Linked DNA regions of Homo sapiens: all the other regions are linked to region 3. A link is a loop called in an ENCODE intact Hi-C map of the cell type or tissue named here. Cell type or tissue: gastrocnemius medialis. All regions are shown on one strand.

The links. A loop is a pair of places that touch in the nucleus more often than their neighbours do. Peaks named below come from ENCODE experiments on the same cell type or tissue, not always from the same donor. Only the 100,000 strongest peaks of a DNase experiment are listed, where the experiment ranks them.
Region 1: it touches region 3 in a loop (2.7-fold over the local background); 13 of 110 quality-filtered maps call a loop at or near these places.
Region 2: it touches region 3 in a loop (2.4-fold over the local background); 13 of 110 quality-filtered maps call a loop at or near these places.
Region 4: a loop joins it to region 3, with 8 times the contacts of the local background. A loop is called at or near these places in 29 of 110 quality-filtered maps.

Annotation. Positions count from the first base shown.
Region 1 is chr19:4,805,526-4,813,525 of GRCh38, forward strand. No RefSeq gene overlaps it. Among named protein-coding and RNA genes, the nearest start is that of FEM1A, 18 kb to the left of the region's middle. RefSeq lists enhancers at 6,994-8,000, 7,383-7,462, 7,613-7,702. In gastrocnemius medialis, CTCF peaks have their summits at 4,244 (motif pointing right), 6,327 (motif pointing right) and 6,543; DNase peaks (open chromatin) are centred at 1,950, 4,286, 6,336 and 7,726; H3K4me3 peaks cover 665 bases; H3K27ac peaks cover 4,086 bases.
Region 2 is chr19:4,708,688-4,716,687 of GRCh38, forward strand. DPP9 (dipeptidyl peptidase 9) reads right to left here. Exons shown (of 22, transcript NM_139159.5): 4 at 5,394-5,650. Among named protein-coding and RNA genes, the nearest start is that of DPP9, 11 kb to the right of the region's middle. RefSeq lists enhancers at 4,386-5,585, 5,056-5,557, 5,558-6,057. In gastrocnemius medialis, a CTCF peak has its summit at 4,175 (motif pointing left); DNase peaks (open chromatin) are centred at 1,344, 1,730, 4,164, 5,024 and 1 weaker place; H3K4me3 peaks cover 928 bases; H3K27ac peaks cover 7,817 bases.
Region 3 is chr19:4,973,212-4,981,211 of GRCh38, forward strand. The region is part of intron 1 of KDM4B (lysine demethylase 4B); the gene reads left to right. Among named protein-coding and RNA genes, the nearest start is that of KDM4B, 8.1 kb to the left of the region's middle. In gastrocnemius medialis, a CTCF peak has its summit at 3,430; DNase peaks (open chromatin) are centred at 3,400, 4,860, 6,410, 7,060 and 2 weaker places; H3K4me3 peaks cover 1,016 bases; H3K27ac peaks cover 7,298 bases.
Region 4 is chr19:4,874,622-4,882,621 of GRCh38, forward strand. No RefSeq gene overlaps it. Among named protein-coding and RNA genes, the nearest start is that of PLIN3, 11 kb to the left of the region's middle. RefSeq lists enhancers at 2,930-3,813, 3,814-4,695 and a silencer at 4,108-4,287. In gastrocnemius medialis, no CTCF peak of the experiment used is centred here; DNase peaks (open chromatin) are centred at 3,610, 4,690 and 5,630; H3K4me3 peaks cover 1,174 bases; H3K27ac peaks cover 6,144 bases.

The DNA.
Region 1 (8,000 bases), 170 kb before region 3:
TGGCGTGTGCCTGTAATCCCAGCTACTTGGGAGGCTGAGGCAGGAGAATCACTTGAACCCGGGAGGCAGAGGTTGCAGTGAGCCGAGATAGCACCACTACACTCCAGCCTGGGCAACAAGAGTGAAACTCCATCTCAAAAAAAAAAAAAAAAAAAAAAGACTTGGGGATCAATTCAAATTCAAACATTTATTGAGCATCTGCTATAGACCATACCTTGGGATCCCACAATAAAGCCCACGGACAGGCAGACCATAGACATGTGGGCCATGAATAAGTTGATTGTATTTGTCTCAAACTCCAAAGTGCTGTGGAAAGATGAAGCCTATTCAGGGGATCTGGTGGGTTCTGTTTTGAATGAATTATATTATATTATATTATATTATATTATATTATATTATATTAATTTTTATTTTTTTGAGACAGGGTCTTGCTCTGTCACCCAGGCTGGAATGCGGTGGTATGATCTCGGCTCACTGCAACCTCTGCCTCCCAGGTTCAAGCAATCCTCCTGCCTCAGCCTCCTGAGTAGCTGGGATTACAGGCGTGAGCCACAGTGCCCGGCCAATTTTATTTAATTTTTTAATTTTTTTTTTTTACAGGTACCACCAGGCCCAGCTAATTTTTTGTATTTTTGTTAGAGATGGAGTTTCACCATGTTGGCCAGGTTGGTCTTGAACTCCTGACCTCAAGGCATCCCCCTGCCTCGGTTTCCCAAAGTGCTGGGATGACAGACGTGAGCCACCATGTCCAGCCTTGAATGAATTTTAAATGAGGAGCACGCATGGAGAGGGTGAGGCCTTTGATACCACAGGGAATCAAGAGACAGCATCCCGCTCTGTCGCCCAGGCTGGAGTGCAGTGGCGTGATTGATCATAGCTCACTGCAGCCTCGAACTCCTGGGCTCAAACGACCCTCCCACCTCAGCCTCTGGAGCAGCTGGGACAACAGGTGCCCACCACCAGCTCAGCCAGACGGTGATGTTTGAGCAAAGATCTGAAGCAAGTGATGAGGGAGCCATGTAGGTACCTGGGGGAAGGGCATTCCAGGCTGAAGTCACAGCCTGTGCAAAGGCCCTGAGGCAGGACCGCACCCAACATGTTATAGGAACAACGGGAAGGCTCACATGGCTGGAGCAGAGTGACAAAGGCCAGAGGTCAAGGCAGATGTAAAACTGACCCTGGATTTAACAACACAAGATCACCAAGGACCTTGAGCAGAGCAGTTTCTTTTTATTCTTTTTATTTTATATTTTATTGTATTTTTTTGAGACAGAATCTCGCTCTGTCGCCCAGGCTGCAGTGTAATGGTGAGATCTCGGCTCACTCCAACCTCTGCCTCCCAGGTTCAAGCGATTCTTCTGCCTCAGCCTCCTTAGTAGCTGGGATTACAGGAGTGAGCCACAGTGCCCGGCCAATTTTATTTTATTATTTATTTATTTATTTATTTATTTTCAGACAGAGTCTTGTTCTGCCGCCCAGGCTGGAGTGCAGTGGTGAGATCTCGGCTCACTGCAACCTCTGCCTCCCGGGTTCAAGCGATTCTCCTGCCTCAGCCTCTCAAGTAGCTGGGATTACAGGCGTGTGCCACCACGCTCAGCTATTTGTTGTAATTTTTGTGGAGACGGGGTTTCACCATGTTGGCCAGGCTGGTTTCGAACTCCTGGGCTCAAGTCATCCACCAGCCTCAGCCTCCCAAAGTGCTGGGATTACAGACGTCAGCCACCGCGCCTGGCTGAGCAGAGCAATTTCTGGGACATGCGGCTGGGGTGGGTGGTGGATGGTAATAGTTTCACAGGAAGGACAGGACAGGAAGAGGATCCTGGGGGAACTTCTGGAAATTCTGTTCTGGTGCAAAGCCTGTAGGAAGTGAAGCTGCACCCTGGCCCCTGCCTTCCAGAAGGGCCCTTTATTTTCATGGCCAGAGGGGCCAAGCGGGTCCTGGCTGTGCAGCCTCAGAAACTTCCTCTTTCAGTTCCTGGAGGGAGCCCGCAGGGTCTGGGTCATGCAGTCTCTAGCTTGAGCAGCAGGGTGACCCCTGGCAAAGGCTCAGCATCATGCCAAGCCCAGGAGGGCAACAGATGCTTCTAGAAGAAACTAAGGGCCGGGTGCAGTGGCTCACGCCTGTAATCCCAGTACTTTGGGAGGCCAAGGCAGTAGGATCGCTTGAACCCAGGAGTTTGAGATCAGCCTGGGTAACATAGTGAGATTCTTGTCTTTACAAAAAAATACAAAAGTTAGCCGGGTGTGGTGGTGCCTGCCTGTAGTCCCCGCTACCTGGGAAGCTGAGGCGGGAGGATCGCTTGAGCCCAGGAGTTCAAGGCTACAGTGAACCATGATCTTGCCACTGCACTGCAGGCTGGGTAACAGAATGAGACCCTGTCTCAAAAAATAGGATGGGCATCAGAAAACATATTCATGTTTTGCTCAGTGAGAGAAGGCAGACACAAAAGGCCACACAGTGTGTGATCCAATTTCTTTCTTTTTTTTTTTTTCTGAGATGGAGTCTCGCTCTGTTGCCCAGGCTGGAGTGCAGTGGCGTGATCTCGGCTCACTGCAAGCTCTGCCTCCCAGGTTCACGCCATTCTCCTGCCTCAGCCTCCCGAGTAGCTGGGATTACAGGCGCCCGCCACCACGCCCGGCTAATTTTTTTATATTTTTAGTAGAGACGGGGTTTCACCGTGTTAGCCAGGATGGTCTCGATTTCCTGACCTTGTGATCCACCTGCCTTGGCCTCCGAAAGTGCTGGGATTACAGGTGTGAGACACCGCGCCCGGCCACGTGATCCAATTTCTGTGAAATGTTCAGGACAGGCTCATCCACAGAAACAGGAAGGGGATGCATGGGTGCCGGGGCTGGGGGGAGGCAGTGGGCAGTGTCAGCTGATGGTTCCAGTGCTGCTTTTTGGGGTGATGAAAGTTTCTGAAATTAGATAGTGGCAATAGTTGCATAATATAGTGAATACAGTAAAAACCACTGATGTCTCCACTTAAGAAATAACAGGACCAGGCGCAGTGGCTCACGCCTGTAATCCCAACACTTTGGGAGGCCGAGGTGGGCAGATCACCTGAGGTCAGGAGTTCGAGACCAACCTAGCCAACATGGTAAAACCCCCGTCTCCTACTAAAAATATAAAAAATAGCTGGGTGTGGTGGCGGGCCCCTGTAATCCCAGCTACTTGGAAGGCTGAGGCACAAGAATCGCTTGAACCAGGAGGTGGAGATCACGCCACTGCACTCCAGCCTGGGTGCCGGGGCGAGACGCCATCTCAAAAAATAAAAAATAAACAATAATAATAATAAATGCCGGGCACAGTGGCTCAGGCCTGTAATCCCAGCACTTTGGGAGGCCGAGGCAGGTGGATCACCTAAGGTCAAGAGTTCAGGACCAGCCTGACCAACATGGATAAACCCCGTCTCCACTAAAAATACAAAATTAGCTGGGCATGGTGACGCATGCTTGTAATCCCAGCTACTCAGGAGTTCAAGACCAGCTTGGACAACATATGTGAAACCCCATCTCTACTAAAAATACAAAAATTAGCTGGCCGTGGTGGCGCATGCCTGTAATCCCAGCTACTCGGAAAGCTGAGGCAGGTGAATTGCTTAAACCTGTGAGGCGAAGGCTGCAATGAGCTGAGATCAGGCCACTGCACTCCAGCCTGGGCGACAGAGTAAGAGTTGGTCTCAAAAAAATATGTATCAGAAAGAGATCATTCCAAGCAGGCACATATAGCTGCCCAGCCCGGTCTGGCTGTGTGTATACTGACTTCCAGAAAGAAATCCTCTGTTATTTATTCACATTTCACCGTTTTTAAATAGAGGGGACATTGGGCCGGGCTCGGTGGCTCACGCCTGTAATCCCAGCACTTTGGGAGGCCAAGGCGGGCAGATCACCTGAGGTCAGGAGTTCGAGACCAGCCTGGCCAATATGGAGAAACCTCGTCTCTACTAAAAACACAACATTAGCTGGGCATGGTGGTGCATGCCTGTAATCCCAGCTACTTGAGAGACTGAGGCAGGAGAATCGCTTGAAACCGGGAGGTGGAAGTTGCAGTGAGCCAAGATCGCGCCACTGCACTCCAGCCTGGGCAACAAGAGCAAAAACTCCATCTCAAAATAAATAAAGAAATAAATGGGACATTTTCTTATTTTTTTTTCTTCCTATTTTTCTTCAAGGCTGTTAGGCTCCCAGGGAATCTGGGCTTTCGTGGCCACGTGGGGCCGGCGGGCGGTGGCCACCAGAGGGCGCTGGGGCAGCGCAAATCGCAGCTGAGCCCCTAGAGCTGGGGACCTGGTCCTGCCTGGAGCTGCCTTCCAGACCTTCCAGACCTTCACCCATGCTGTACCACCTTCTAGAACTCTCTCCCCGCCCGTGGCTCATTCCAATGAAGGCCTGAGGTCTTAGCTTACTTCCTTCTTTCAGAAACTTCCTTTAATCTCCCCAGGCCAGTCTAGGGTCCCCTTTGGGGTCCCACAGCTTCCCCATCAGAGCCCCCATCACCCCATAACTGCCTAATACTGTCTGTCTCCAGCACTGGACAACATAGATTTCTTTTCTTTTCTTTTCTTTTCTTTTTAATGGAGTTTCGCTCTGTCATCCAGGCTGGAGTGCAGTGGTGCGATCTCAGCTCACTGCAAGCTCCGCCTCCCAGGTTCACGCCATTCTCCTGCCTCAGCCTCCTGAGTAGCTGGGACTACAGGCGCCCGCCACCACGCCTGGCTAATTTTTTTGTATTTTTGGTAGAGACGGGGTTTCACCATGTTGGTCAGGATGGTCTTGATCTCCTGACCTCGTGATCCGCCTGCCTGGGCCTCCCAAAGTGCTGGGATTACAGGTGTGAGCCACTGCGCCCGGCCTCTTTCTTTCTTTTTTTTGAGACAGAGTCTCACTCCGTAGCCCAGGCTGGAGTGCGGTGGCGTGATCTCGGCTCACTGCAACCTCCACCTCCCAGGTTCAAGCAATTCTCCTGCCTCAGGCTCCTGAGTAGCTGGGATTAAAGGCACGCATCACCACGCTCGGCTAATTTTTGTATTTTTAGTACAGACAGGGTTTCACCATGTTGGTCAGGCTGGTCTTTTAAATCCTGACCTCAAATGATCCTCCCATCTTGGCCTCCCAAAGTGCTGGGATTACAGGCGTGAGCCAAGGAGCCTGAGCTTTTTTTTTTTTTTGAGACAAGGTCCAGCTTTGTCACCCAGGCTGGAGTGCAGTGACACCATGATATCTCACTGCAGCCTTGACTTCCTGGGCTCAAGGGATCCTCCTGCTTCAGCCTCCCAGTAGCTGGGACAGCAGGTGGGTGCCACCAAGCCTGGCTTTTTATTTCATTATTTCATTTCATTTCATTGAGACAGGATTCTCACTGTGTTGACCAGGCTGATCTCAAAGTCCTGGCTTCATGTGATCCTCCCACTTCGGCCTCCCAAACTGCTGGGATTACAGACGTCAGCCACCGTGCCCGACCCTCAGGGCATTCAAAATGACCCTGCTTTACAGATCTACAGGAGGTATGTGGAGACAGCTGGGAATGGGAGTTCCAGACGTGAGGTCTATGGTACAAATGAGGAAGATGAGGCCCAGAAAAAGGCTGCCGGCCGGGCGCGGTGGCTCACGCCTGTAATCCCAGCACTTTGGGAGGCCGAAGCAGGTGGATCACCTGAGGTCAGGAGTTCAAGACCAGCCTGGCCAACATGAGGAAACCCTGTCTCTACTAAAAAAAAAAAAAAAAAAAAAAAAAAAAATTTAGCTGGATGTGGTGGTGGGTGCCTGTCATCCCAGCTACTCAGGAGGCTGAGGCAGGAGAATTGCTTGAACCCAGGAGGCGGAGGTTGCAGTGAGCCGAGATTCCACCATTGCACTCCAGCCTGGGCAAGAAGAGTGAAACTCTGTCACAAAATAGAAGAAGAAGAAAGAAGAAGAAAGAAGAAGAAGAGGAAGAGGAAGAGGAGGAGGAAGAGGAAGAAGAAGAGGAAGAGGAGGAGGAGGAAGAAGAAGAAGAAGAGGAAGAGGAAGGCTGTGTCTTGCCCCAAGTGCCACACTATCTCAGGGAGAAGCAGGGGCTTGAACCCGCTGTTCCTGCTGCCGAGGCCAGCCTGGCTGACCTGGGACAAGTGAAGGTTCCTGGGCCGAATTCTTTTTCAGTCACTTTAAGGAACAGGAAAGGGTCCTCTGAACTGGGCAGGCCCTGAATGTGCCCACATCTCCTCTGCTCTTGTCTCTACCTGGTCCAGCCCCAGCCAACATCACTCACCCAGACCAGTGCAGTCGCCTCCACCCTGGTGCCCCAGCATCAGCCCTGGCCCACCAAGGTCTGTCCTCCCTGCAGCGGCCACCAGAGGGCACCTGTGAGCACTGGAGTCAGGTCCTGTCCCTCCTCTGCCCACAGCCCTGCATGGCTCCCACCCGCCTGGGGGTCAAAGCCCAAGACCTCCCCATGACCCACCAGGCCCTGCTTAACCTGCCCCATCCCCTTTTCGCCCTCCCCTCCTCCCTCTCTGCCCGTCGCTCACTCTGCTCCAGCCTCCTCGCTGTTCCTCCAACACACCAGGTGCCATCTGCCCCCAGGGCCTTTGCATGGGCTGTGCCCTCTGCCTAGAAGGTCATTCCCACTTTCACCTCCAGCTCTTCCCATGACTGACTCCTTTTCTTCCCCCCAGGTCTCAACTCCAACACCCCCTCCTAGAGAGCCCCTTCGGCCACCCCTGCTGAAATTCTTTCTCCTGAGACACTCCCACCACCACTTCTTTTTTTTTTTTTGAGACGGAGTCTCGCTCTGTCGCCCAGGCTGGAGTGCAGTGGTGCGATCTCGGCTCACTGCAAGCTCCGCCTCCCGGGTTCACGCCATTCTCCTGCCTCAGCCTCCCGAGTAGCTGGGACTACAAGTGCCCGCCACCACGCCCGGCTAATTTTTTGTAGTTTTAGTAGAGACGGGGTTTCACCGTGTTAGCCAGGATGGTCTCGATCTCCTGACCTCATGATCCGCCCGCCTCGGTCTCCCGAAGTGCTGGGATTACAGGCGTGAGCCACCGCGCCCGGCCTGTTTTTTGTTTTTGAGACAGAGTTTTGCTCTTGTTGTCCAGGCTGGAGTGCAATAGCCCCATCTCAGCTCACAGCAACCTCTACCTCCTGGGTTCAAATGATTCTTCTGCCTCAGCCTCCCAAGTATCTGGAATTACAGGCGCGTGCCACCACGCCTGGCTAATTTTTTGTATTTTTAGTAGAGACGAGGTTTCACCCTGTTAGCCAGGATGATCTCGATCTCCTGACCTCATGATCCGCCCGCCTCAGCCTCCCAAAGTGCTGGGATTACAGGGGTGAGCCACCGCACCCAGCCCGAAGGCTCTTCACTTTCTGAAACTATTTTGCTTTCTTCTTTTATAATTTGTTTACTATTCCTTCCTCTCCTCCCCTACGGAAATGACAGCCAATGACTAATCACTTCTGTCTGCTGTCTGGGACAACTCCCAGCACACAGTAGGCGCTGGATGAACGTTGGTCAAATGAAGGAATAGCCAGTTCACTGCCCCTGCTCAGGTATTTGCAGCTGGTTCCGGCCTGGATGGTCCGAAACCCTTTGTTGGGAACAACCTCACTGCACCCTGGAATCTCATCTCAGAACTCCACTCCCCAGGTTTCACTTCTGGGCCGCTGCGGCTGCCACCGGGACCAGAGCTCTGACAAAGTCTGAGTCAACAACTAAAATAGCAAGTAGTGCATGGCTGCTGGGTGATTCACACCAGCCTGCTTCCATGTGGCCTGGCAATGGAGGAAGGAGCCTGCAAAGTCAAATCAGGTTGTCAGGAGGGAGGGGCTCCTCAGCTTCCCAGCTCAGTGAGTCCAGTTTCACCTTCGAGGACCCTCCTTTGTTTCCTCCCTTGGAAGTTCAGCTCCTTCCATTGTGATTCCCCGTTTCTGATCTGTGTGAGTTTTGGAGTCAGAATTAATCTCTTTAGGCCTCGGTTTTCCCCATCTGTAAGGTGGGTCCATAATAGAAGCTTCTA
Region 2 (8,000 bases), 260 kb before region 3:
GAAAACCAAATACCACATGTTCTCACTTTATAAGTGGGAGTTAAATGATGAGAACACATGGACACATAGAGCAGAACAGACACTGGGGCCTATTGGAGGGTGGAGGGTGGAGGGGGAGCAGCAGACAAAATAACTATCGGGTACTAGCCTGGGTGATGAAATAATTTATACAACAAACCCCCGTGACACAAGTTTACCCAAAGAACAAACCGGCACATGTGCCCTTGAACCTAAAAGTTTGTTTTCTTGAGAGAGAGTCTCGCACTGTCACCCAGGCTGGAGTGCAATGGTGCAATCTTGGCTCGCTGCAACCTCCACCTCCTGGGTTCATGCGACTCTCCTGCCTCAGCCTCCCGAGTAGCTGGGATTACAGGAGCACAACACCACACCCGGCTAATTTTTTGTAGTTTTAGTAGAGACAGGGGTTTCACTATGTTAGCCAGACTGGTCTTGAAATTCTGACCTCGTGATCTGCCTGCCTCGGCCTCCCAAAGTGCTGGGATTACAGGCGTGAGCCACCACACCCGGCCAGTTGTTTGTTTGTTTTTTTTTTTAAAGAAAGAAACAGCAACTTCTAGTTGTGGCAAGGAACACAGGTTTCCCACGCATGAGGAAGCGCGCTTGTGAAGTACAGTAGTGACGGAAGGATGTACTTAAAGAAAAAGATTAGATTAACAGGGTTCCTTTTAAAGTGTATTTATGAAAAATGCAAAGTTCAGTGAGATGTGTGTGGGAAGGAGAAAAATCGTGCGGAGACTCAGGGGTGAGCAAAAGAACGCAAGTGCTGGAAACACGACTCAATCTCTAAGAGCCCTTGAAGCTGCCAGGACCCTGCCCGTCCGGCCGCCCATGGGGATGAGGGTCAAGTGATGTGTGATTTCGCTCGTGTGAAATGTCCAGAACAAGCCAATCCACAGAGACAGGAAGTGGGTTCATGGTTGCCCGGGGCTTGGGAGTGATGGTTGATGGGGTTGCTTTTTGGGGCGAGTGAATGTTCTAGAAGTAGACAATGGTGATGGCTGCACAACTCTGTGAATGCGTGACTAAAAGCCACTGAGTTTCACACCTTCAAAAGTGAAACTGTGCAATGTGAATTACATCTCAATTTTTAAAAAGCACCCTGGGCCAACAGGAGGGGTGGGAGGGATGGGAGGGCCTGGGCAGCTAGTCCACAGGGACTCTCCAGGAGAGCTGGAGCTTTCCAAACAGGAAATCAAAGCCACAGACTTGCCAAGGACACCAGGGCCACCTCCTTCTAGGCTGATTAATCAATGATCACCAAATGGCCCCTGCCAGCACATTCCTCGGGCGAGCTGCTGCTGGCACTATGATGGTGACAACTGGCCTTTGAGGCAAGGGCTAGAGGTGACCGCCAAGGGCTGTGGATTTCTGCTGCCCCATCCCTCCTCGGACCTCCCTCACCAGCTCTGCCCCTGCAAACACACCTGATGCCAACCTGTCACCCACCCATGCCCCGGTGACCCAGGCCTGCGCAAACACCATTTCCCGTCACTGCACGCTGTGGCCTCGAGTGGCTGGCCTGGTGGGGGATCGTGATCCACACAGGGCTAGGGCTCTCCCCTGGATCTCAGCCTGGGACGTCGGGAGACAGGAATTCTTGCTTTCCCTTTCGAGGGAGTTCCAGAACTGTCTGGAACCCTGTGGCCTCCTCCAGCCACAGAAGTCACCGTTTGCAGTGGGGAGAGGCTGATCCGCGTGGGGCGGGAGCGGGGTCGGGAGCGTTTCCCAATGCTGCAGTCTGAGGCCTGGAACCTGAGCCGGCCCCAGCCCATCTTCCCAGCAGCAGGAACCGCACGTTCCCCCGCTGCTCCTGCTAGCCTGACGCTGGGGGCTTTATCATGTGGATCTGAAAGAGCCTTTCCGGAGGGGCCCAGTGATTAGCTCCACATGCCCCACAGCAAACCTGGTGCCTGCTGAGGGGACAGGTCCCATGCTTTGAGCAGCAGGCCAGGCCTGGCCTTGAAGTCTGGACACTGGGCTAGTGCTAAGAAGTGTTATTATTACTCAGGGGCTGGGGGGAGGCCTGCCCCGAGAACCTGGATGTGACGTGAGCTCAGTGCTGCCCCTGACAGTGTGAAGTGACAGCCTGGAGTCGTTGAAGGGTGAATTTCACCCCGAAAGGGGCAGTCTGGTTTTTGAGCTACTCTAGGTACGTTCTGGGGTTTCTGCCAAGTTCATGCCCACTGGGGTGGGCCCTCAGCACCTCCTGTGTACTGTGAGGACCTGCCTGTCCCAGCCCCAGACACACACACGAGCCACAGGCGACCCGACGATCTCATCTATGCGGAGTCAATCTGAATCTTTGTCCCGGAAATTTGGAGAAAGTTCCTCCGTTTCTGCTGGTGGCTAGAACCTGAGGCATGGAATCCCAGGCGCTGTGGAGGGGTTGCGGAGGACAGGTGGGCAGCGAGGTGGGGTGGACCCAGGCACGGACAGATGCCTGGCTTCTGGAAGGCTCTGGTTCTCAGGCGCTGCTTCCTGAGGTCCACTGGGCTTTCTGCTCTTGGGTTCCATGAGATGCCCCTCTACCTTTACTCCAGGAGTACTTCATGGCTCAGACGAGCTTGGAGGGTTTCTGTCCCTTTTAGCAGCTCCACGGAGATTTGAATGATGGCCCTGACAGAGAGGTGTCCACATCCTGGGGCTCGGGTGTGGAGGCTACGTTACACAGAGAGACAGGCCTGTGCGGCTGGGATTAAGTGAAGGCTCTTGAGCTGAGGAGATGATCCTGGATTACCCAAGTGACCCAGATGGCATCATGAGTCCTTATCAGAGGGAGGCAGGCCAGGCACGGTGGCTTACGCCTGTAATCTCAGCACTCTGGGAGGCTGAGGCAGGCGGATCACCTGAGGTCAGGAGTTTGAGACCAGCCTGGCCAACATGGAGAAACCCTGCTTCTACTAAAAATACAAAAATTAGCTGGGTATGGTGGCAGGCACCTGTAATCCCAGCTACTCGGGAGGCTGAGGTAGGAGAATCGCTTGAACCCAGGAGGCGGAAGTTGCAGTGAGCCAAGATTGCGCCATTGCACTCCAGCCTGGGTGACAGAGCGAGACTCCATCTCAAAAAAAAAAAAAAAAAAAAAAAAAAAGGAGGCAGAGGGGAATTTCAGACAGAAGAGAAGAAGAGGAGGAGGAGGAAGCTGTGTGACCATCAGGCCAGAAGTTCCAACGTTGTGGCCACAAGCCAAGGGATGCTGGCCGCCACCAGAAGCTGCAAGAGGCCAGGACTGGTTCTCCTCTGGAGCCTCCAGAGGGAGCGTGGCCCTGAGGAAACCTTGATCTTGGATTTCTGCCCTCCAGAAGTGTGAATAATTTTCACAATGGCAGCCACAGAAAACTCCTCCAAACGCCCTGACCAGGACAGCAACCCCAACGGGAGCAAGTGGCCCAAGACTGTGGGCGCCACAGGATAAAAAAGAGGCAACGGCCCATGGCAGCCGTGGTCTGTACACTTGTAGTCGTAACAGCCAAGCTCTCTCAGGTAACTGAAACTCAAGCCATTTCAGTCCAATTTCTCCCAGACTAGAGTTGGCCAGCATTCTTAAAGGCCCAGACAGCCCAGGTGCAGTGGCTGATGCCTGAAACCCTAGCATTTTGGGAGGCTGAGGCAGGAGGACTGCTTGAGCCTAGGGGCTCAAGACCAGCTTGGGCAACACGGCAAAACCTCATCTCTACAAAAAATACAAAAAATTGTCTGGGCATGGTGGCACGTGCCTATAGTCCCAGCTACCTGGAGGGCTGAGGTTGGGATGATCACCTGAGCCAGGGATTTCCAGGCTGCAGTGAGCTGTGATTACACCACTGCACTCCAGCCTGGGCAATGGAGTGAGACCTCATCTCTAAAAAAAAAAATGAAAAATAAAAGGAAGACAGTAAATGTTTTCAGCTACGTGGGCCATATGACCTCTGTTGCGGTGACTCTCCTGCTGTAGCTTGAGAACAGCCAAAGATGTCAGGAAAGTAACAGGGACCAGGAAAACCTGACTTCTGAAGACGGCTGTCACCTGCCGACCCCTGTTCTGGATGATTCTTCCTTTTAAATTCTTTGTTTGCCAGACCACCATCTGATTCCCACACAAGTCTGTCTGTGGAGAGGGACTGCGCTGATGGCGGAAGAAGACAGCCACCTGGTGTCCACCTCGGTCACTGTTGTTAGCATGTGGTCAGCCTCAGGCAGAGGATGACGGCCGTTCACTGGTTCCAATGCTGGCTGGGGGCTGCAGCACACGCGGGCCTGGGCTCAGGGGCTGAGGACACCACCATGAGTCCCATGGATGAGTGCAGCGGTCTGGACAAGGATCCCAGCGCCACCCCACCCCCAAGGAACACTTGGCGATGTCTGAGGACATCTGTGGTTGTCACCACTGGGATGTGGCTGCTCCTGGCATGGAGTGGGTGGAGGCCAGGAACGCTGCTCAGGACCCTGCAGTGGCCGGACGGCCCCACCCCAGAGAACGATCTGGCCCCAATGTCCATGGTGCCAAGCGGGAGAGACGCTGCCTTTGGTCCCCAGCCATGTGTCACGCTGCTTTCAAAGACACAGGCCTGGCTGATCTCTCCAAGGTGTCCTTCCTCCCAGCTCTTAAGGCCTCTGGGTGCAGTGGGCACCATCCGAATATCCGCTGCCCACCTCACGGGAGCCAGGCCCACAGTGGCTGCAGAAGCTGCTGGAGGACATGCAGCCTAACCCGTGCCCTGAAGGCACTCGTGGTGCAGAGGAGCCCAGTCCCGTGAGGCACTGCAGACGCTGCAGGAGGAGCTGCGTGCAGGCACACGCCCAGAGGAGGAAGTGTGGATCCAGAGCCTGCAGCAGGGGCTGCAAGCGCGTGGCAAGCCGCCCCTGTGCTGTCACCGGCGGCAAACCAGGTTCTGCCATCCGGGCGGCTTTCCCGGAACCTCGGGATCCTTCTTGACGCACCTCCACGGCGAGCTCCTCCTGGAGTTACTCCCGACTCCCTCTGGGAATGGTTCAGTCCAGTCCTGTTTGTCACGAGCCCCACCCAGCCCGGACCAGGTGGCTGGGAAGTGACTCAGGGGGTGGACCCGGCTGACTAGCACTGGAAACAATCTCCGGGCTTGGAGCCACAGGGCCGGCTTGAGCCACGGCATCCTGGCCACATGGAGGAGCGGGGCTGCCCTGTGCATGGCTCCCTGCACGGCTGACCCTCCGGGGGCCGCCCCACCCACCCCGCGGCAGCCCTTCCCTGTAGTCAGAGCTGTCTGTGGCTGAGCCTCGAAGGACAGCATGCCCAGGGCCCAGCCATCCGAGCAGATCTTCCAACTCCTGTGGACCTCTGGGAACAGAGAGGACCAGGGAACTGTGGTCCCAGATGCTGTCCCCGCCCAAGCAGCCTGCAGGGCCCGGCTTACCCAGGTAGTAGAGGCGGTGGGAGTGGGGCCCAGACTCATCCGTCTTCTGCACAAACTGGAAGTCGTGGGGCGCCTTGTTGACAATGAGGCCCGAGTACTTGCGGCTGCCGTGGATGATGCTCCGGAGCCCGTCCCACGAGTGCTTCTGCACCTGGAAGCGGGCGGCCGGGTCATCTGTGGCGGCTGCGTCGCCTCGGTCGGCCGTTGGGGTCCCGGTGGTGGCCATCCTCTCAGCCCCCTCGGAATTCAGCGAGAAGCTGCGGGGAGGAAGCAAAGACTATGAGAAAGGAGAACTGTTTTACCTACGAGCTGCCCCAATGCTGCCCCTTGCGAGGCACTCAGGTTCTTCCAGACGAGCCCCACCCCTGCCGCTTTCCCCACTCCCTAAACACTTCTTGGGTTGGTCTACCTCTCTCCATGTCACTAATGCTGCTAAGATTCAAGCCACCATCACCTCTCAAATGAATGATCTTTAAAAACATTCTTCTTTTTGGAGATGGGGGTCTCAACTATGTTCCCCAGGCTGGTCTCAAACTCCTGGCCACAAGCAATCCTCCTGCGTCAGCCTCCCAAGTTGCTAGGACTGCAGGTGTGAGCCACCATGCTTGGCTTTGGCTGAATGACTGAAACCACCTCCCACCAGGATGTTCCACATCCACTGCCAAGACCCCATCACTTAAAACCCTTCCTGGTTTTCCACAGTCCCCGGGATAACAACCAGTTCTCACCACCACCTCAAGGCTGCTGTCGACCCCTGCCAAGCCCTTGAATCTCATCCTTCTTATCCCTGTGACCCAGCCAAATGAGCCTTCACTCAGCTCCTCAAACAGGCCAAATTCCTTTCCACCGCAGGGCCTTTGCACATGCTGGCCCTCCTGCTCGGAGTGCATTTTTCCTCACTTTGCTTAACTTCTTTGATATATGTTTATATATATATACTTTTTTTTTTTTTTTTTTTTTTTTTTGGAGACAGAGTCTCCAAAGGCTGGAGTGCAGTGGCGTGATCTCAGATCACTGCAGCCTCTGCCTCTTAGGATCAAGCGATTCTCCTGCCTCAGCCTCCCAAGTAGCTGAGATTACAGGTGCCTGCCACCATGCCCAACTAATGTTTTTTGTATTTTTAGTAGAGACAGGGTTTCACTATGTTGGTCAGGCTGCTCTCGAACTCCTGACCTCAAGTGATCCGCCTCCCTCAGCTTCCCAAAGTGCTGGGATTACAGGCATGAGCCACTGCACCCAGCCTGCTTGGCCAGCTTCTAATCAGATCTCAGCTGAAGTACTTGGCAGGCCGTCAGAAACCTTTCACACCATCCACGCTGAAGCTGGTCTTTCTGCTCATCTTTCACACGCCACCTGGCTGTCCCCTCCCTCCACCTTCATCACAGCGGTTATTTGTGGGACCCCTGTCTCCCCCATGTCTGTCCCATTCACAGCTGTGCTCCCAGAACCTTAGCTGGTGGCTGGCACGTGGCAGGCATTCCACGGAGCACTGTGGAATGATTATCTCTCAGTGGGCTCGCGGGGAGACATGCTGGGTCTCGGGAGAGGCCCGGGCGTGAAGGAATGAAAATCCATCCTGGTCACCTGTGCTGTTGGCTTGCTGTCCAGCCGGGGAGATGCTTGGCCTTCACTGGAAGTTCCAGAGCCTCGGGATGTGGGAGGTGCAGGTGAAAGGGTGAATGGCACGCCCTTCCCCAAAGAATATCCCACTCTCTCCTCCCACTCAGGACACTCTGGGTCCGCAAAGCAGCCACCGTGAGTGGCCGCCGCGGTGTCACATCTCCCACCACCCCACTCCCGCCCTCGTCACTTAGCACACTCCTTGACCTGACTGGACTGGCCAGGCAAATATTTGTTTTACAGAAATCTAAACATGGCCGCAGTGACCCAGTTCTGCGAGAGCCAGTGGTCTGGAAAGGGTGGCACCGGGGCTGGTCTCGCTTCCCTTTGTGGGCTCCGAGTGACTGCCGACCTTGCCAGAAGCCCTGTCCTCCGGGACCAACAGCTTGGCTTGGGGAAGTCGCTGCTTGCTTGGAGGAAGTGGGAAAACCCGCGGGAGTGGACAGCAGGGACTGGGTGTGAGAGAAGTAAAGGGCAGAGATGAGTGGGCCGCCTTGACTCTGCAGTGTGCCAGTTCCCAGAAGACTCTGCCTCTTGCCAAGAGGAGACCCCACAGGGTAACCACTGCAAGAGAAAGGGCCCCAGCCTGCTTTGAGAGGGAAGGGGAGAAAGAGCTGCAAGGATGTCAACGAGCGCCTTTGAAAGATCAGGACTTGGCCGGGCACAGTGGCTCATGCCTGTAATCTCAGCACTTCGGGAGGCCAAGGCAGGAGGATCATGAGATCAGCAGATCGAGACCATCCTGGCTAACACGGTGAAACCCCATCTCTACCAAAAATACAAAAAATTAGCCGGGCGTGGTAGCGGGCGCCTGTAGTCCCAGCTACTCGGGAGGCTGAGGCAGGAGAATGGCGTGAACCCGGGAGGCGGAGCTTGCAGTGAGCCGAGATCGTGCCACTGCACTCCAGCCTGGGCGACAGAGTGAGACTCTGTCTCAGAAAAAAGAAAAAAAAAAAAGAAAGAAAGATCACGACCTGCAATTGTCAC
Region 3 (8,000 bases):
AGAATCTCACTCTGTCACCCAGGCTGGAGTACAGTGGCTAGATCTCAGCTCACTGCAACCTCCGCCTCCCGGGTTCAAGTGATTCTCTGGCCTCAGCCTCCCGAGTAGCTGGGATTACAGGTGCCCGCCACCACACCCTGCTAACTTTTGTATTTTTAGTAGACACGGGGTTTCACCATGTTGACCAGGCTGGTCTCAAACTCCTGACCTCAAGTGATCCGCCTGCCTCGGCCTCCCAAAGTGCTGGGATTACAGGCATGAGCCACTATGCTCGGCCAAGTTGCACATACTTTTACTAATTCGCGTTCAAATGAGCTTAACCACTATATTAAAAAAAAGAAAATTTGTATCTTCCCAAATACTGAGGGGGGAGTGGATTGACGAATTGATGTTTCTTGGTTTTTGGACAAATTAATTTTCAAGCTCACTCCCTGCGTGACTGGCCTGTTCTAGGATGCTGGACTTGGTTAGATCTGGGTCCGTCTATTCCCTCCTGCTCCCTTGAGGAGCTCGGAAAATGGCCTTCCCTGTTGGGGCGGGGAACATGGGAAGTCTCTACCTCCTGCTTAGTTTTGCTGTGAACCTAAAACTGCTCTCTGAAACAAAGCATATTAAAAAAAAAAAAAAAAAAAAACTGGCTGGGTGCGGTGGCTCATGCCTGTAATCCCAGCACTTTGGGAGGCTGAGGCGGGCGGATCACCTGAGGTCAGGAGTTCGAGAACAGCCTGGCCAACATGGTGAAACCTCGTCTCTTCTAAAAATAAAAAAATTAACTGGGCGTGGCGGTGCACACCTGTAGTCCCAGCTACTTGGGAGACTGAGACAGGAGAATTGCACCGAGATCCTGCCACTGCACTCCAGCCTGGGTGACAGGGCAAGACTCCGTCTCAAAAAAATAAATAAGTGGCCGGGCGCAGTGGCTCACGCCTGTAAAGCCAGCACTTTGGGAGCCAAGGCGGGCAGATCACAAGGTCAGGAGATCGAGACCATCCTGGCTAACACCGTGAAACCCCGTCTCTACTAAAAATGCAAAAAAAATTACCCGGGCATGGTGGTGGCCGGTGCCTGTAGTCCCAGCTACTCGGGAGGCTGAGGCAGGAGAATGGTGTGAACCCGAGAGGCGGAGCTTGCAGTGAGTTGAGATCGCGCCACTGTACTCCAGCCTGGGCGACAGAGCGAGACTCCATCTCAAAAATAAATAAATAAGTAAGTAAGTAAGTAAATAAATACATAAAATAAAAAACTGGCCAGGTGTGGTGGCTCACGCCTGTAATCCCAGCACTTTGAGAGGCCGAGGCGGGAGGATCACCTGAGGTCAGGAGTTTGAGACCAGCCTGGCCAACATAGTGAAATCCCATCTCTACAAAAATACAAAAATCAGCCGGGCATGGTGGTGGGCGCCTGTAGTCCCAGCTACTCGGGATGTGGGGGCACGAGAATCTCTGGAACCTGGGAGGCAGAGGCTGCAGTGAGCCAAGATCACACCACTGCACTCCAGTCTGGGAGACAGAGCGAGACTCTGTCTCCAAAAAAAAAAAAAAGAAGGTAGTCAAAGGAGTAAAAACCAAAACAAACAAACAAACAAAAGATTTTCCCCTGCTCAGAACCTTCCGGTGACTTCCTGTTGCCCTTGGGAAAAATTCTGGGCCCTTTCGCGTGGCCCCTTCGCTCTGTCATCTGTGGCCTTGTCCTTCCTTCCTTTCCTCCCTTTCTTCCTCCTGCACCTGCTCCTTTCCTGGCACAGCCGCCTTCCCTGCCCGCCCTTCCCTGCCGCAGGACCTGTGCACTTGCTGTGCCCGCTGCCTGGTTCTCTTTCCACCCAGCCGGCTCCTTATCACTCTAGTCACTTCCCTTCCCTACTTCTCCTCCTTTGCATGTCACACGATCAGAGCTGGGTATTAGTCTGTTTGTGTATCTGTTTGTCTCATCTACTAGGGCAGGGGCTTTTTCTGGAAGGGCCGGAGAATAAATATTTTTGGCTTTGTAAGCCAGAGGTCATCTCTGTCCAGACCACTCTGCTTTGCCGTTGTAGCAAGAAAGCTCCCGTGGGCGAGTGTGCCTGTGTTTCAGTAAAACTTTATTTATGGACACAAACGTGAATTCCGTGCAATTTTTACATTATAAGACATTTTTCTTCTTTTGCTTTTTTTTTCCTCCAACGACTAAAAAATGTCAAAACCATTCTTAGACTGCAGGCTGTACAAAAACAGGTGGCGGGCAGGATTGAACCTGTGGGTTGTAGTTTGCAAATACCTGGCTAGGGTGTGAGGGCCACACTACGGAAAGCTATGGAAACCATGTCAGCCTCACGACCCCTAGAATGTACGGCAGCTCCTTAGACGTGGTGGGTGTTGAGTGGACATTCCTTGTTGAGTGAATGAATTTTTTTTTTTTTTTTTGAGACAGAGTTTTGCTCTGTGGCCCAGGCTGGGGCGCAGTGGGCTGATCTCGGCTCACTGCAACCTCCACCTCCCGGATTCAAGCGATTCTCCTACTTCAGCCTCTTGAGTAGCTGGGATTACAGGTGCATGCCACCACGCTCGACTAATTTTTGTATTTTTAGTAGAGATGGGATTGCGCCATGTTGGCCAGGCTGGTCTCCAACTCCTGACCTCAGGGCATCCGCCTGTCTTGGCCTCCCAAAGTGCTGGGATTACAGGCGTGACCCACCGTGCCCAGCCTGAGTGTGAATTTGTATCTTCCTAACTTCAAAGCATTTAGAGTCATATTCTAGCCTTAAAAAAAAAATGGGGCATGGCCGGGTGCGGTGGCTCACGCCTGTAATCCCAGCACTTTGAGAGGCCGAGGCGGGTGGATCACCTGAGGTCAGGAGTTCGAGACCATCCTGACCAATATGGAGAAATCCTGTCTCTACTAAAAATACAAAATTAGTTGGGCGTGGTGGTGTATGCCTGTAATCCCAGCTTGTTGGGAGGCTGAGGCAGGAGAATCGCTTGAACCCTGGAGGCAGGGGTTGCAGTGAGCTGAGATCACGTCACTGCACTCCAGCCTGGGCGACAAGAGGGAAACTCAGTCTCAAAAAAAAAAAAAAAAAAGGTCATGGGTCATTTCAAGGATCCTTAAAACTGCAGGAATGTGAGAAAATGCGATGCTGACATCCACCCAGACAGCCTCACCATAAAGGAGGGAAAAAACAGCTACAAACAGTGTAGGTGGGGGGAACGCTTCGCTGTTTGAGACGCCAGACTCTCTTGCTCTGGGATTCACGCGGCTGCCTTTCTGTTACAGCTCACCAAGCGTCAGAAGCACGTCGAGCCGTGTACTCGGCCCAAGGAGTTCAGTGTGACCTGGCAGGAACTGAGGGTTTGTTTAAAAGGAAGACAGCATTGCACAATTTCACAAGGCTTTTGTTTTGTAAGCATCGGAACTCTCCTCGTTACCAGTGCTAGCGCCCCCGATGGGAGGGGCAGGGGAGTCGCAGATGGTGGTTTCTGCTGTCCCTGAGCACAGAAAGCCTCATGAGGGAGGTGGCTTATCCAGTGCAGAGCTCAGCTTTGTAGAGTGAGTGGACAAGTGCCCGTCGGTGGCCATCGTGCGGTCAGTAGCCGAGTGGGGGACTGTGCCCGGCCACACTTCCTTTGTCTCACTCTTCTCCTGGCTGACAGGCATTTTCTGAGCCAAGTAGGTCTTTGGCATCTTAGATTTGGGCCTGTCCCAGGAACGTTCTGACTTGTCAAGAAATCGTACCGTTAATTTACGGTCATGCTTTCTTTCCTTGATTGAAATAAACAATCTGGAGAGGCTTGCTCAGAATTTCTTGGCTTTCAAAAGTTGCCTGTCTTTTTTTCTTTTTCTTTTTCTTTTCTGTTTTTTTTTTATTTTTGCTTGCCCCCTCTCTCTCCCTGCTTCTCTGGCTCTTCCTCCCTTCCCTCTTTCTTTTCTTTCTTTATCCACCTCAGTGATCTCAGCAAACACGAGGGGATGGATGACAAGTTTGCGTCCAGCCATCTCCGCCCTGCTGGCAGGCTGTGCCTCTTTGGCGGTGGCCGAGCGCGAAGTTGCTCTGTGGCTCTGGACTGGGATCGTGTTTGTTCAATGGACAAAGGCTGAGAATCCCGAGGCCGACTGCCCAGTGGCTGCTGCACCTCAAGACCCCGAGGGCTCTCAGGTGCACAGTGACAGTCACTCACGCAGACCTGGCCCCGTTTGCTGGTAGGCGCGACCACCGTTGTGTTTTTCAGACAAGCCTGGGTGACTTGCTGTGAAAACGTCAGCTGAGGGCACGGTGGCAGGATTTCCCCCTGCATAGACCTCCCGTCAGCATTCATAGCTGGACCCAAGTGCTGGCACCTTCCGAGCCGCCGGCAGTGGCGGTGGGCCTGTTTGCGTTTTTGCGGCTGCCCTAGTCTCCAGGGAGAGAGCGTGGAGACAGACGATTTGTATGAGATTAGCCGGCCGTGGATTCAGAATCGCTCTTTGTGTGATGGGTCCCAGGGGTTCCTTTTGACCACAGAGCCAGCCTGAAACTACCCACGGGTGCTGTGGACCCCTTGATCATGGCGGGATGGAAATGGGCTGTGCCCTCAGCCGGGACTCAGGACTGCAGCATGTCTGGGCAGCAGCCTGGAAGCTGGCCAGCCTCGGCGCCCTTGGGGACAGCCCTTGACACTCTGGCTCGGTGCCCTGAGTGAGGGGGCGCCACCCTGGGCTCCCTGGGATGCGAGCAGGACCCAAGCCAGGCTGCTGGACCGGGACAGTCGCGTCATGTTGCTGTTGTCCCCTTCCTGCAGCATCTCCATACTCTCCTAAAATCCCATCTGTCAGACAGTGTTGGCTGTAGGCAGAGCGGGCCTCCTGTCTTGCAGTCGGGCCGCGTGGATCTGATTGTCTTGCTCAGGAGAGAGAGAAGATTGCCGTCCCTAGCATGCACTTGAGTCAAGCCTCTGGAATTTCAACTCCTGCTCCCTGCTCTATTCCAACTGCTTCCCCCAGGAAGGGGGGACGAGGCGGAGGAAGTCGTTCTCTTGACACCCCTAGAACATAAGGCATCTTGGCCAGGCACAGTGGCTCACGCCTGTCATCCCAGCACTTTGGGAGGCTGAGGAGGGTGGATCACCTGGGGTCAGGAGTTCAAGACCAGCCTGGCCAACGTGGTGAAACCCCATCTCTACTAAAAATGCAAAACTTAGCCGGGCGCGGTGGCACGTGCCTGTAATCCCAGCTACTCGGGAGGCTGAGGGAGGAGAATCGCTTGAACCTGGGAGGTGGAGGTTGCAGTGAGCTGAGATCACGCCACTGCACTCCAGCCTGCACAATGGAGTGAGACTCTGTCTCAAAAAAAAAAAAAAAAAAAAAAAAAAAAAAAGAACATAAGGCATCTCATGTTACTGTCTGTCTGGGCTGGAATTGGTGGAAGCCACAGAATTTTTTTGGCCCCTCTAGCCACGGGTGTCCTGCGTACCCCAAAGGCAGAGCAGAGCCTGCTTCTCAGCTAGAGCCTGAAGGGCAGCTGCCGTTCATCAAAACAGCTCCTGTGCAATTCTGTGCCTGTCGCTGGCTCAGGGGCGCGGGAGGAGGGATGGGCTGCAGCGAGCGGGTGTGGTCAGGCCCAGGCTGGTGCGTGGTCACTGGGAGCTCGGGCAGCATGGCTGTCACTGTAGCCACACCCTGGGTCCCTCTGAGTGGGTTTGCATTGTCCAGCTCCGCGTGAGAGTTGTCAAGTTCATGCGTGCCTGGTCAGGGGCGCAGGGTGGCCAGATGACCAGTGTCTCCTGCCCGCAGGGCCTCTTGGTGGAAGGAGATGGAGAATAACTGCCAAGAGGGGTAGAAACCAAGCCTGGAGGCCGGATGGCTGTAACCCAGCACTGTGGGAGGCTGAGGTGGGAGGATCGGTGGAGGCCAGGAGTTCAAGACCAGCAAGGGCAACATGGCAAGACCCCATCTCTACAAAAACTAGAAAAAATTTGCCAGATGTGGTGGCTATGTCTGTAGTCCCAGCTACTCGGGAGGCTGAGGCGGGAGGATTGCTTGAGCCCAGGAGTTTGAGCCTACAGTGAGCCATGATTACACCACTGCACTCCAGCCTGGGCAACAGAGCAAGACCATGTCTCAAAAAAACCCCAAAAAACCAAGCCCAGGGAAGCACAGGGCAGTGCAGTGCGCCGGGAGGCTTCCCATAGGAACTGCTGTTTGCGCAGAGCCTTGTCCATTGTGGGAACTGTCACAGATGACTGTGAGCTTGAGAGCAGAGGAAGTAGCGAGAGGAACTTGGGGGTGTGGCCTGGGAGATCTGAGAGGGGATGGGGTCAGGGTGAAGCCCACCTGGCATGCTGGAGGCAGCTGGGCACCCAGGCTCTGGGGTGTCTCTGGAGGTGTTACCCGAACCAGTGTGATCATGGGGACATGAGGCAGCAGGCAGCCCCGTCCTCGAGGAGCTCAGAGTCTAGTTGGCAAGTCTAGAAGCCATTCCTGTCACCAGGGAGGGCCACCTCACAGTTGCCCAACTATTGGCGTCAGTGTGCTGGCCAGGTTCTGAATTTTCTAGGACAGCCTCCCTTAGAAATGATCCTGCCATTTTAAAAAATATATATTTTTATGGAGCTATCATTCACATACTATGAAATTCATCTTCTTAAAGTATACAATTCAGGCTGGGCACAGCGGCTCATGCCTGCAATCCTAGCACTTTGGGAGGCTGAGGTGGGCAGATCACTTGAGGTCAGGAGTTTGAGACCAGCCTGGGCAAAATGGTGAAACCCCATCTCTACTAACAATACAAAAGAATTAGCCAGGCATAGTGGTGCACGCCTGTAGTCCCAGCTACTTGGGAGGCTGGGGCATGAGAATCGCTTGAACCCAGGAGGCGGAGGCTGCAGTGAGCTGAGATCATGCCACTGCACTCCAGCCTGGGTGACAGAGCAAGACCTTTTCTCAAAAAAAAAAAGATACAATTTAGTGGTTTTTAGTACATTGACACAGTTGTGCAACCGTCACCACTATCAAATGTTAGAACCTTTCTATTATTACACAAAGGCACTCTGCCTCCACCAGTGGTCACTATCCATCCCCTCCCCCATCTGCTGGTACCCACACATCTCTTTCCTGTCTCTGGATTGGCCTGTCCTGAACATTTCATAGAGATGGAGTCACACACTGTGTGGCCTGTTGTGTCTGGCTTCTCTCAGTGGGCGTGATATTCTCAAGGTGTATCCACGCATGGCATGTGTCAGAGCCTTGTCCCTTTTCTTTCTTTTTTTTTTTTTTTTTTTTGAGATGGAGTCTTACTCTGCCACCCAGGCTGGAGTGCAGTGGCATGATCTCAGCTCACCTCAACCTCCGCCTCCTGGGTTCAAGTGATTCTCCTGCCTCAGCCTCCTGAGTAGCTGGGATTACAGGCACCTGCCACCACACCCGGCTAATTTTTGTATTTTTAGTAGAGATGGGGTTTCACCATGTTACATGGCCAGGCTGGTCTCGAACTCCTGGCCTCAAGTCATCTGCCTGCCTCGGCCTCCCAAAGTGCTGGGATGACAGGCGTGAGCCACCGCGCCCGGCCCACTTTGTCTCTTTACCTGGCTGCATCCTATTCCCCTGTGCGGGGGGTGTCCTGTTTTGTTTTCCATTCATCTCAGTGGGCATTTAAGTTGTTCTCATTTTTTCAGCCCCATCCTCTCCCCAGTCTGTGGCAGAGCTCAGGGATTCCTGTGCTGCACCATGCAGAATACAGGCCGAGATGGCCCCGGGGCAGACACAGCATAGAAACCATTTGTGGGGCTGGGGTGGGCGGGGTCAGCTTGGCGGATGCTGGGCTGCGGCTAGGCTTTGAGGTGCAGTGGCCCGGCGGGCCTGCAGGGGTGCAGAGGTACCCTGTGAGGCCACAGGGTCTAGGCTCCAGGTCATTAGTGGCGAGTCCGCGCCACGGGCCTCTTCTCTCAGCCTGAGCTGGCGTGCCTCAGCCAGTGGGGCCCTGGCAGGGACCTCTCTGTGCAGCCACAGGGCCCCTGTGTCTCCGCTCCATGGGGCAGCGTGGCCCCAGCTGA
Region 4 (8,000 bases), 99 kb before region 3:
CGATCTCGGCTCACTGCAAGCTCCGCCTCCTGGGTTCACGCCATTCTCCTGCCTCAGCCTCCAGAGTAGCTGGGACTACAGGCGCCCACCACCATGCCCAGCTAATTTTTTTTTTTTTTTTTTAATAGAGACGGGGTTTCACCGTGTTAGCCAGGATGGTCTCAATCTCCTGACCTCATGATCCGCCCGCCTTGGCCTCCCAAAGTGCTGGGATTACAGGCATGATCCACCACGCCTGGCCTATTTTTATTATTATTATTATTTATTACTTTTTTTTTTGAGATGGAGTCTCGCTCTGTCGCCCAAGCTGGAGTGCAGTGGCGCGATCTCAGCTCACTGCAACCTCCGCCTCCCGGGTTCAAGGGATTCTCCTGCCTCAGCCTCCTGAGTAGCCGGGATTACAGGCACGTGCCACCACACCCAGCCAATTTTTTGTATTTTTAGTAGAGACGGGGTTTCACCGTGTTAGCCAGGATGGTCTCAATCTCCTGACCTCATGATCCGCCCACCTCGGCCTCCCAAAGTGCTGGGATTACAGGCATGAGCCACTATAAATAAAAAGAGACTTATTATTGTTATTTTTTAAGACGAAGTCTAGCTCTGTCACCCAGGCTGGAGTACAATGGCACGATCTTGGGTCACTGTAGCCCCCGCCTCCTGGGTTCAAGGGATTCTCCTGCCTCGGCCTGCTGAGCAGCTGGCGTTACAGGTGCATGTGACCATGCCCGGCTAATTTTTATATTTTAAATTTTTTTTAAGTTTTGTTTATTTATTTATTTGAGATTGAGTCTCATTCCATCACCTGAGCTGGAGTGCAGTGGCGCTATCTCAGCTCACTGCAACCTTCACCTCCTGGTTTCAAACGATTCTCCTGCCTTAGCCTCCCAAGTAGCTGGAATTATAGGCGCCCGCCAACATGCCCAGCCAATTTTTGTATTTTTAGTAGAGACGGGGTTTCACCATGTTGGCCAGGCTGGTCTCAAACTCCTGGCCTCAAGTGATCCACCCGCCTCGGCCTCCCACAGTGCTGGGATTACAGGCATGAGCCACCGCGCCTGGCCAGGGCCTGGTCTTTATCTTGGGAGCAATGGGCAGCAATGTTGGATTCAGAGCAGGGGAGGGCCCTCATCAGGCCTCTGGGGAAGGGAAGGGGCCTGTGAGATGCAGGGACTGGCAGGGGCCTGGGGGCTCTGGGAGGGCCAGTGGGAGGTGACGGTCCGCAGAGGGTCTGCAGGGGGTGCGGGCAGAGGAGAGAGAGACTGTAGACGGAAAGTGGACAGGTGAGGCTGACACAGGCCTCGGGTTGGGGGTTCCGGGGGCAGGGCCAACCTTGAGGCAGGGACCCAGCAGAGAAGCACGTTGGGGGATATGGATGAGGATGAGCTCAGCTTGCCTCTTCCAGAACCCCTGGCGTAAGGTTGCAGGGTTAGCAAATAAAAATACAGGACACCTGGTTAAATGCAAATCTCAGCTACACTTCTTTTTTTTTTTTTTTTTTTTTTTTTTTTTTACGGAGTCTCGCTCTGTCGCCCAGGCTGGAGTGCAGTGGCGTGATCTTGGCTCACTGCAAGCTCTGCCTCCCGGGTTCACGCCAATTCTCCTGCCTCAGCCTCCCAAGTAGCTGGGACTACAGACGCCCACCATGCCCGGCTAATTTTTTTTTGTATTTTTAGTAGAGATGGGGTTTCACCGTGTTAGCCAGGATGGTCTCGATCTCCTGACCTCATGATCTGCCTGCCTCGGCCTCCCAAAGTGTTGGGATTACAGGTGTGAGCCACTGCGCCCGGCCTTTGTTTTTCTTTTGAGACAGGGTCTTGCTCTGCTGCTCAGGCTGGAGTGCAGTGGTACAATCAGGGCTCACTGCAGCCTCGACATCCTGGACCTAAGCGATCCTCTTACCTCAGCCTCCCAAGTAGCTGGGAGTACAGGTGCATGCCACCACATCGGGCTAATTTTTGTATTTTTCATACAGGTGGGGGTCCCACCATGTTGCCCAGGCTGGTCTTAAACTCCTGGGCTCAAGTAATCCTCCCACCTTGGCCTCCCAAAGTGCTGGGATTACTAGTGTGAGCCACCACGCCTGGCCATGTGAATAATTTTTAGCGTAAGTATGTTCCAAATTATTTTGAGACATACTTATGCTAAACATTTTTCATTTAATGGAGTTCAGTGGCTCACGCCTATAATCCCGGTGCTTTCGGAGACAGAGGCAGGAAGATTGCTTGAGCCCAGGAGGTCAGGGCTGCCGTGAACTATGATGGCACCACTGTACTCCAGCCTGGGTGACAGAGCAAGACCTTGTCTCAAAATAATAATAATAATAATAATAATTCATTTTGGCCGGGCACAGTGGCTCACACCTGTAATCTCAGCATTTTGGGAGGCTGAGGTGGGCAGATCACTTGAGGTCAGGAGTTGGAGACCAGCCTTGCCAACATGGTGAAACCCCGTCTCTACTAAAAATACAAAAATCAGCTGGGTGTGGTGGCGTACGTTTGTAATCCCGGCTACTTCGGAGGCTGAGGCAGGAGAATCCCTTGAACCTGGGAGGCAGAGGTTCCTGTCAGCCAAGATCGCACCACCGCACTCCAGCCTGGGTGACAGAGGGAGAATCTGTCTCAAAAAATAATAATAATGGCCGGGTGCGACGGCTCACACCTGTCATCCCAGTACTTTGGGAGGCCGAGGGGGTGGAGTGGATCACCTGAGGTCAGGAGTTTGAGACCAGCCTGGCCAACATGGTGAAACCCCGTCTCTACTAAAAATACAAAAAATTAGCCGGATGTGGTGACATGTGCCTGTAATCTCTGCTGCTCAGGAAACTGAGGCAGGAGACTCACTTGAACCCAGGAGGCGGAGGTTGCAGTGAGCCAAGATCACGCCATTGCACTCCATCCTGGGCAACAAAAGCAAAACTCCGTCTCAAAATAAAAACAAAAACAAATACTAATAATAACAACAACAATAATTCGTTTAACTGCCTGTCTTGTAATTAACCTGGCAACTCAGCCAGACGTTGTCCACGTTGCCCCCCGCCACATTGTGGCTCCAGCGACCGGGTGGACACCTGACCAGCTGTGGCCCAACGGTGAGAAGGCAGAGGATTTTGTCTGGCAATTATTTGGGCTCGCTGCAGGAAGCCAGGGGTCTTTTAACATGCAGGCCCTGGCCTGTCCCCACCCCCAGGCCCTCATGGCGCCAGCTGCCCGCTGCCCCCTGCAAGGCGCTGGCGGGCGTGGGGGAGGGGAGCAGCTCTGAGACCCACTGTCCCCTCTCCTAGGCCAGGAGTGTCCTACTGGCTCGCATGCCCATCCGTGGAATGCCCGAGGGGACCCCGGGCCAGGCCTCCACCTGGCCATTGTCTCCTGCACCCTCCGTCCCTGGTGGCCCGTCCGGCTCTGAGCCAGACATTTACGACTTCTTGGGCCTCCCACAAGTCCTGCAGGCAGGCAGATTCCTTGTCCATGTCCGGGAAGGATGGAGGCCTGGGGCAGCTGCCTGGGAATCCGATCCCACGGGCCCCTGCAACTCCATTCCTTGGGGCCGCAGCCACCCCCACAGCCAATCCCTCCCTGGAGAACCGTGTCCAGGATGGCCAGGCCTGGCGGCTCTGGGCACGGCCCTCCCAGTGCCAGCTGCCAGGATGTGCCAGCCGCATTGGCGGGGAGAGAACAGGCCGTTCTTGGCTCTCCCGGCTGCCTCTTTGTTCCCTGGGCGGAGGTGGGGGGCTGTTGTCCTGGCAACCACCCCCTTTTCCCCAACACAGTCACACGAGGTGAAAACTGGGGGCGCCTCAGGCCTGGGGGTTCAGGTCAGGGAGGGTCCCCGGTCACCTAAGGTGGCCGAGGATCTCCCTCCTCCCCGCCAGCCCGGCTTCCTTGGAGTTCATATTTCCCGGACGACGAGGGAGGCCGGGTCACCCCCCGCACTTTTGGGGATTGGAATGTCGGAGGTGGTGGCAACAGGGGGTGGACGTTCCCAGCGGGGCAGGCACCGTGGTGGTGGCAGCTGCTAGTCCCCTGCCTGTCCCACGTCCCCCAAGTGGGAGGCCGCAGCTGGTGTGGGTGACTTTGGTTCCCGGGGCGGGGGAGGGTTATTTTGGGAGTAGGGACCAGGGAGAATGAGAGGCCCCTCCACGGGGGCAGGAAGTGGGGCGGCCCCAGCTGCATTCTCCCGTTGGCCCACCTGGCGTGGCGGGTACTGCTGCCGCTGCACAGGAAGTGTCCCCAACGCCCGCCTGTGTGGTCCACTGAGTCTAGGGCCTGGAAATGGGAGGCAGCTGGCAAGGAGGGGGCAGGGACCCGCTGGGGGTGCTGTACAGCAGATCAGAATCTTCCAGAAGAGTCCCGCTGGGGTAATGGTGGTGCCTATGGAGTGAGTGGTGACTTTGGTTCAGGCCATTTATATGCATTGGCTGGTTTAATCCAGTGTGTTCCGGAGGAAGATGCTAGGAATAAATCCCCCTTTTACACATGGGGAAACTGAGGCTCAGAAACAGAAGCGACTGGCCCAAAGTCATTCAGCAAATAAACAGCCGAGGCCAGGCGCGGTGGCTCAGACGCCTGTAATCCCAGCACTTCAGGAGGCCAAGGCGGGTGAATCACCTGAGGTCAGGAGTGTGAGACCAGCCTGGACCACACGGTGAAACCCTGTCTCTACTAAAAATATAAAAATCAGCCAGGTGTGGTGGCGGGTGCCTGTAATCCCAGCACTTCAGGAGGCTGAGGCCGGTGAATCACCTGAGGTCAGGGGTGTGAGACCAGCCTGGACAACACGGTGAAACCATGTATCTACTAAAAATACAAAAATCAGCCAGGTGTGGTGGCGGGTGCCTGTAATCCCAGCTACTTGGGAGGCCGAGGCATGAGAATTGCTTGAACCCAGGGCAGGGGTGGAGGTTGCGGTGAGCCAAGATGGCGCCACTGCATTCCAGCCTTGGCAAGACAGCAAGACTCTGTCCCAAAACAACAACAATAACAACAACAACACCAACAACAAAACAGCAGAGGCCGGGCGCCATGGCTCATGCTTATAATCCCAGCACTTTGGGAAGCTGAGGTGGGCAGATCGTTTGAGCCCAGGAGCTTGAGGTTGCAGTGAGCTATGATCGCGCCACTGCACTCCAGCCTGAGACTGGAGCGTGACTCCAACTCAAAACAAAATAATAATAATAATAATAATTAATAAACATCAGAAGTGGGATTCTCATGCATAGCATTTACTATCAGATATATTAACTCCACAGAGGCCTCCAAGTATATACTGTACAGTGTAGCTCTCAACCAGGGGTGAGTCTGTCCTTCAGGGCCCATGGGGTGATGTCTGGGGACATTTGTGGTTGTCATGACTGGGGGTTGCTCCTGATATGGAGGGGGTGGGGGCCGGGGATGCTGCTCAGCACTCTTCAGTACCCAGGATGGCCTTGCCGCAGAGAAGGAACCCACCCCTCATGTACAGTTATGCGCGGTGGCTCACGCCTGTAATCCCAGCACTTTGGGAGGCCGAGGCAGGCAGATCACTTGAGGTCAGGAGTTTGAGACCAGCCTGGCCAATATGGCGAAACCCTGTCTCTACTAAAAATATAAAAATTAGCCAGCCGTGGTGGCACGCGCCTGTAATCCCAGCCACTCAGGAGACCGAGCCAGGAGAATCGCTTGAACCTGGGAGATGGAGGTTGCAGTGAGCCGAGATCACACAACTGCACTCCACCCTTGTCGACAGAGTGAGACTCTGTCTCAAAAATACATACATACTATACATACATACATACATACATACATACATACATACATACATACATTTCCCATCCTGGGGTCGTTCATATCAGCCTAACTGTCAGAGTTTAGGCAAGCAGTGAGTATTCACAGTGGTTCACATCACCGGTTTGGTTGAACTGGTTTTGAGTCCTGGCTCTGCAGTGAGTTTGCTGTGTGACCTTGGGCAAATCAATGAACCTCTCTGATCCTCAGTTCCTGGGCATTGGTAGTGGTATCTTCCTCAGGGTTGCTGTCTGGACTACATGAGATGATGCAGGTAACTGGCTTAAGACAGTGTCATGCTCAAAGTGAGGGCCCAAGAAATGTGACCTAGATCACTATTGTTACTATTCAAGCCACAAACATTTCTTCCTTTTTTTTTTTTTGAGACAGAGTCTCGCTTTGTTGCCCAAGCCGGAGTGCAGAACCTCTGCCTCCTGGGTTCAAGCCATTCTCCTGCCTCAGCCTCCCAAGTAGCTGGGATTACAGACATGTACCACCACACCTGGCTAATTTTTGTTTTTGTTTTTGTTTTTCAATGTTTCCAGTTTCTTTTTTTTTTTATTATTATACTTTAAATTCTAGGGTACATGTGCACAACGTGCAGGTTTGTTACATATGTATACATGTGCCATGTTGGTGTGCTGCACCCATTAACTCGTCATTTACATTAGGTATACCTCCTAATGCTATCCCTCCCCCCTCCCCTCACCCCACGACAGGCCCGGGTGTGTGATGTTCCTCTTCCTGTGTCCACGTGTTCTCATTGTTCAATTCCCACCTATAATTTTTGTATTTTTAGTAGAAACGGGGTTTCACCATGTTGGCCAGGCTGTCCTGAACTCCCGACCTCAGGTGATCTGCCTGCCTCGGCTTCCCAAAGTGCTGGGATTACAGGCGTGAGCCACCTTGCCTGGCCTAGGAAATTTAAAATTAACATTTGTGGCCAGGTGTGGTGGCTCACACCTGTAATCCCAGCACTTTGGGAGGCCAAGATGGGAGCATCACTTGAGGTCAGGAGTTCAAAACCAGCCTGGACAACACAGTGAGACCCCCATCTCTATTTGAAAAAAATAAAATAAAAAATAAAATAAAATTACATTTGTGGCTCTCATGATCACTAGCATTGGCTTAGAGGAAGAAATAGACATGAATTGACTGAATGTGGTGGCTCTTGTCTGTAATCACAACAGTTTGGGAGGCTGAGGCAGGAGGATTGCTTGATCCCATGAGTTCAAGACTAGCCTGGGCAACATCGAAAGACCACATCTCTACAAGAAACTTTTCTTTTTTTTTTTGAGATGGAGTCTCGCTCTGTCACCCAGGCTGGCATGCAGTGGCACGATGTCGGCTCACTGCAACCTCCGCCTCCCAGGTTCAAGCAATTCTCCTGCCTCAGCCTCCCGAGTAGCTGGGACTACAGGTACCCACCACCATGCCCGGCTAATTTTTTGTATTTTTAGGAGAGACGGGATTTCACCATATTGGCCAGGCTGGTCTTGAACTCCTGACCTCGTGATCCGACAGCCTCGGCCACCCACAGTGCTGGGATTACAGGCGTGAGCCACCGCACCCGGCCATACAAGAAAAATTTAAAAAGAAGTAGATGCTGGGTGCCGTGGCTTACGCCTGTAATCCCAGCACTTTGGGAGGCAGAGGCGGAGGGATTATGAGGTCAGGAGTTCGAGACCAGCCTGGCCAATATGGTGAAACCCCGTCTCTACAAAAGATACAAAAATTAGCCAGGCGTGGTGGTGGGTGCCTGTAATCCCAGCTACTCAGGAGGCTGAGGCAGGAGAATCACTTGAACTGGGGAGGCAGAGGTTGCAGTGAGCCAAGAGCGAGCCACTGCATTCCACCCTGGGTGACAGAGCGAGACTCTGTCTCAAAACAAAAAAAAAGAGAGAGAGAGAGACATGAATCCGGTGGGGCGCAATGGCTTATGCCTGTAATCACAGCACTTTGGGAGGCCGAGGTGAGCAGATCACTTGAAGTCAGAAGGTTGAGACCAGCCTGGCCAACATGGCGAAACCCTGTCTCTACTGAAAATACAAAAATTAGGCGGGCATGGTGGCATCCACCTGTAATCCCAGCTACTCAGAAGACTGAGGCAGGAGAATCACTTGAACCCGGGAGGCGGAGGTTGCAGTGAGCCGAGATTGCGGCACTGCACTCTAGCCTGGGTAACAGAGCGAAACTCCATCTCAAAAAAAAACAAAAATGCAATTGTGGCTGGCGGCAGTG